2 separate regions of the Homo sapiens genome follow, and region 1 is linked to region 2. The links are chromatin contacts, found by Hi-C or POLR2A ChIA-PET in ENCODE. All regions are on one chromosome and are shown on one strand. Each heading gives the region's core, a stretch centred on a gene start or an enhancer-like site at or near the end of the contact. The rest is flanking DNA. Distances are from core to core; before and after follow the strand shown.

Region 1 (2,700 bases), core at 90-2,589, 73 kb before region 2:
ATGGCAGCCCTAGGAAACTAATCCAGCAAATATGACTCTGTGCTCCTTTTAAGCCAGACCCAAGTCTGAAGTCTGAGCAGAGCAGTTCATAGTCTGCCTGCTGGGAAAGCTGCTGGCCTCCACCCTGGGGAGACAGTGCTTCTGTTCCACAGCTAGGAACAAGGAGAGTCTCCACCCTCACTTTAGACCTGGTCTCCCTGCTCTTCTCTCCTCTGCCTTGGAGGCCCATAAGCCTTTTAAAAACAAGCAGAACCCTTAATGTCCACTTTTCCTTGTGTGTGGGCAGGGCTGTTTCCTTGTGCTGGGCTGCTGGGCCATGGAATGTGACCTCTCTCTGTGGAAAGAGCCCAGAGCGAGCATTGCCAGCAGAGTTGGCAGGTACCGAGCTACCCAGGGTGCAGACACCTGTTGCTTGAATCTATTTGTGGAAACCTCCTGAGTGCTCACTGCCTACAGGAAGGGCTTGGGCTGCTCACCAGATGAGTCACTTCTGCATTGTCATAAGAAGACTTTACAGTTAAGTGCCCATCCCAGGTTCCCAGGGCCGCAGGAGCACACCAACTGATTTAGTGCCTGGACTGACTTTATAAGACAGACTGGGCATCCCCATTTTACTGATGAAGAAACTGAGGCCCAGGCGAATGAAGGGATTTACCCAGGGTAATAAAATTAGTTGACACAACTGAGACAAAGGAGCTGCATATGGGAAGAACTGGATGCTTACATGATAAAATCTAGGTGCAGGGGGCTGGGTACCTGAGGGGGCAGTAGGAGAGGCAACTCCCCAAGGGAAGCGCTGAGAAATGGGAGACTGGAGGGCCAAGAGGCCTCGGCTTTGGAATCAGAGCCAGGTTTGCATCCAGGTTCTGCCAAATACTAGCTGTGCAACTGGGTGAGTTGCTCTCCATGCCTCAGTTTATCTGATAAAGAAAATAGTTATGCCTCCTTTGTGGGTTGTTCTGACCATTAGATGAGAGGATACATGTATTTAAGTTGGTGTCTGGTATCTGTGAATCATTCCCTAACTCACTAGTATTATTATCGTGGTAGTGATTAGCAGCCTCTAATTACCCTGTGCCTTTGCCTGGAGCTGACCTGCGGCTGTGGCCTCTTCTGAGGTGGGAGGGGCCTGACAGGGGCAGGGAGTGGTTGGTCAGGGAAATGGGCCAGGAGAGGCCCTCCACAGCTGTTGGGAACTGGAGAGCCATCAGGAACCAAGCCCTCAGAGGTGATTTCTGTTGCTAACTTTAAGGGCCTGTGAACAAAACAAATAAAACCTGGTGGGAAGTTTTTCAAAATGTTCTCAGGTGCTGCCAAGCCTCAATATGTTTTCTGAGCCACACCAAGGCAGCCTCATCCCCCACTCCCTGTAGAGGCAAGGGACTGTGACCCTTTCAGGGTAACAATGCATATGAGCAATGTAGCAACTTGGGCAGTACTTGTTCTTTTTCCCCTAAGGAGGCCCGTGGCTCTCACTCATGCACTCTTCATGCTGAGCTGCACCCAGTGGCAAAGAAACAGGGCTAGGGTAAAATGAGGTCCAGGAGGTCAGCTCTGCTGAAGGTGAATATTAACTGTGGAGCCCCTCAGGTGTTGAATAAGAGGGCAAATTTCCAGACGCTTCACTCTTTTCTCATAGAAGCATCTATTCCCTGCCTATCCCCCAGCATAGATCTGACAGTGACTCTTCTCTGCTGAAATCTTCCATGGCTCCCTATTGCCCATACCCTATGGGATGAAGTTGAAATTTCTTATCCTGGCATTCGAGGGCTTTGAGGATCTGGCCTCAGTCTACTTCTGAAGCCTGTCCCTTGTTGGGTTCCACATGAACCCAAACTCCAGCCATACCCAGGACTTGCAGTTCTCCAAATGCACCCATAAATTCTACCCCACTGTGTCTTTGCTTTTGCCTGCAGGACAGGCTGGTGTAATGGAGACATGGTAGGTGCTCAATACATGTTTGCTGAATTGGTCATACTTTATTTTATCATCTTGTCATGTTTAAAGACAATTCCTGACAAAACTGTGAGCAAAATAAAATGGCTATTTTAAGCCACTACGTTTTAAGGTAATTTGTTGCACAACAACAGGGAATCAGAGCATCAAATTAATTTAGTTTTTAAAAAATGACCTAGGTATTAGTCATCCAGTATTAAAGACGGGAGACAAGTCTTGATTTTAAAAATGAGATAAGCTTCATCACCGAGCTTTTTGATGACAGAATGCTCAATTCACAGGGAGAGTACACTCAATATCAGCTTTGACAGGGAGAGAAAAGTGAGAGCAGGCGACTGCAGCAATGGTGGCATTTAATCTGCTATGCCCTGCCTTTGTCCTGAGGTGTTGGGCTGGGACCTCTCAGTCTCTCTATGCCGAAGCTGCTGGCTATTTTCATTTCCTGCAGGAGATGCCATGATGAAAACAAGATACTTAGAAATAAATGAAATGAATTAGCTCAGGAAGTCTTTTCTAGCACAGGACCAAAAAGTCTGTCTTGGGATGGAGACCCATACTAATTATTCTAGAAACAAGAAAACTGCTCGCTTGCTCTCTTTCTTTCTCTTTCTTTCTTTCTTTCATTCTTTCTCTCCCTCTCTCCCTCCCTCCCTCCTTTCTTTCCCTTTCTTTCTCTTTCTTTCTTTCATTCTTTCTCTCCCTCCCTCCCTCCTTTCTTTCTTTCTTTCTCTTTCTTTCTTTCTT
Region 2 (2,700 bases), core at 109-2,608:
AGTAGAACTACCATTTGATCCAGCAATCCCACTACTGGGTATCTACCCAGAGGAAAAGAAGTCACTATACAAAAAAGATACGTGCACATGCATATTTATACTAGCACAATTCACAATTGCAAAAATATGGAACCAGCCCTAATGCCCATCAATCAACGAGTGGATAAAGAAACTGTGCTATATATATATGATGGAATACTACTCAGCCATAAAAAGGAACGAATTAATGGCATTCACAGCAACCTAAATGGAATTGGAGACTATTATTCTAAGTAAAGTAACTCAAGAATGAAAAACCAAACCTCACATGTTGTCATTCATAAATGGGAGCTAAGTTATGAGGATGCAAAGGCATAAGAATGATACAACGAACTTTGGGGACTCAGGGGAAAGTGTGTGGGGGGGTGAGGGATAAAAGACTACAAATTGGGTTCAGTGTATACTGCTCGGGTGATAGGTGCACCAAAATCCTACAAGTCACCACTGAAGAACTTACTCTTGTAACCAAAAGCCACCTGTTCCCCCAAAACTTATCGAAATAAATTTTTTTTAAAAAAATATGTTTAATATACCTAACCTATCCAATGAATATCACAGCTTAGCCTTGACAACCTTAAACATACACAGAACACTTACATGAGCCTAGAATTGGGCAATATCATCTAACACAAAGCCTATTTCATATTTCATAATAAAGTGTTGACTATCTTAGGTAATTTATCGGATATAGCACACTGAAGCTTATCAGTTGTTTACCCTTCTAATGGTACATCTGACTGGGAGCTATGGCTCACTGATGCCCAGCATCATGAGAGAGTATCATCCTGCATATTGCTAGCCTGGGAAAAGATCAAAATTCAAAATTCAAAGTACGGTTTGTACTGCATGTGTAGTGCTTTTACACCATCGTAAAGTCGAAAAATTGTAAGTTGAATCATCATTCACTGGGGACCGTCTGTATGTGCTAAATAAATAGACAATCAAGTGTTTTAGGTTTTCTAATCATTCAGAAAAGAGGGATATTGTTACAAATTCATGAGTCAGGGAGCTCACTGTGGCAGAGAGGGGGATGGGCTGGGCTCAGAAGAAAGAGAAGGATTTGGATTGGGGGGTACCCAGGGGAAGCCATGGGTGTGGTTGGGGTTGGAGAGGCAGGGTCTTCGTGGTGATTCTGCTTCTTAACTGACAGAAAAGAGGGCCCACCTCTCTGTCCCTGGCAGATCACAGAGAGACCAGCCTTTCTTAAGGAAATAGGACCAAGGGCATGGAAGCAAAATACCCAGATGACTTCATCAAAAGAAAACATGCGACTCTTGCATAGACCAAAATAAACTCCCTAGACTGACGGGGTGGGGCCAAGGGACAGTTCTTGAGCTGAAGAGAAACTCCAGGACCTTCCAAGGCATTCTTTGAAAAATGCTCTTTGGATAAAATGCAACTTAAAAATAACTTCTGTTGGGTGTGGAGAGGAGAACAACTCAAATATTGGGGCCAGAAACCCAGAGTAAGGGCCAAATTTGGGCTAAGAAAATGCTAGATTCTCGAGATCTTTGGAAAGCAACTTCTTCCCTCATTTATTTACAATGAATAAAGTTTCTTAGAAACAAATACAAGGAAATCAACAATTTGTAATTTTTAAAGTATCAAACAAGTATGCTAATCAATAAATAGATTATCTTCCAGTATGATGAGAGAAAATAAAATCTAATAAAGGTCTAGGATCCAAGATAAACAAATATGACACCACTGGAGAAAAAGATGGTATTTAGAGAAAGGCCAAATGAGGTGGTTCTAACCCTTAGAGCAAGGGGTGTAAGGCATTCAAATGTAGCAGAGATTGCACTGGCCTGAGAAGCAGGCTCACCTACAGGGAGAATCCAGCTCTACCACTCTTGTTGTGTGACCTTAGGTAACTTACTTCACTTCTCTTATCCTCAGTTTCTTCATCTTTAAAATGGGAAAATTCATACCTGCCTCTCAAAGGTACTGTGGAGATTAAATGAAGTACTGCAGAAAAACTACCTCAGAGAGTATCTGAATGTTAGAAAACTTTAAATAATATTGGAATTCCACTTCTCTCATATCACTTTAGAGGGTTGGAGAAATTGGAGAGCTTCAGAGTTTGACACCTTATGAAAGCTGAGAGTCCTTAACATATTTCCATTAGCAAATATTTATTAACTTCTGTTTGTAAGACACAGTGATGGATAAGATGTAACACAAAATTCTTGGTCTCCTTATCAGGGAGTGAAATAGTTATTGATTACCACAACAAGATGCAAAAAAAACCCGAAAACTTAGAGGATTAAAATGGTGAGTATTTATTTAGCTTACAAATCTGCAAGTTGGAAGTTTAGGCTGGGCTCAGCTGGGCAGTTCTTCTGGTTTAGGCTCATATGTCTGGGAGTTGACTGACTATTCGTTGGTCTAGGATGACCTCAATGGGCGTGACTGCCTGGTCAACATGGCTTTTGTTCTATGTGTTTCATCCTCTAGCAGATTGGCCTAGGCCTGTTCTCATGGTAAAGGTACAGGAGTAAGAGTAAGCAAGCCCAATTGTACAAGTGCTTTTCATGCCTTTGTGTCACATTAACTTAACATACTATTGGCCTAAGCAAGTCATGTGGTTAAATGCAGAATCAGTATGAAGGGAATATATACCTGCATGTCAAAGGATATGGATGAAGGTAGGGATAAATA

Evidence for each region. Hi-C counts contacts between places; a loop is a spot of excess contacts on that map. ChIA-PET counts read pairs that join two places held with the same protein, here RNA polymerase II (POLR2A).
Region 1: a map of PC-3 shows a loop between it and region 2 (5-fold over the local background). The contact joins two enhancer-like sites. A Hi-C loop is called at or near these places in 1 of 168 maps with a recorded cell type or tissue (PC-3). POLR2A ChIA-PET finds 5 or more read pairs at or near these places in 5 of 52 experiments (A673, K562, OCI-LY7 and 2 more).

Annotation. Positions count from the first base shown.
Region 1 is chr5:159,824,355-159,827,054 of GRCh38, reverse strand. The region is part of intron 2 of LINC01847 (long intergenic non-protein coding RNA 1847); the gene reads left to right. Among named protein-coding and RNA genes, the nearest start is that of LINC01847, 46 kb to the left of the region's middle. Within about 2 kb of position 1,339, at least 9 of the 41 ENCODE cell types and tissues checked have a DNase peak (open chromatin) inside an H3K27ac peak, as active enhancers do; they include PC-3, where a contact is called at or near this core.
Region 2 is chr5:159,751,354-159,754,053 of GRCh38, reverse strand. It overlaps LOC105377688 (a long non-coding RNA gene), which reads left to right. Exons shown (of 4, transcript XR_001742949.2): 2 at 2,245-2,313. Among named protein-coding and RNA genes, the nearest start is that of LINC01847, 120 kb to the left of the region's middle. Within about 2 kb of position 1,358, at least 3 of the 41 ENCODE cell types and tissues checked have a DNase peak (open chromatin) inside an H3K27ac peak, as active enhancers do; they include PC-3, where a contact is called at or near this core.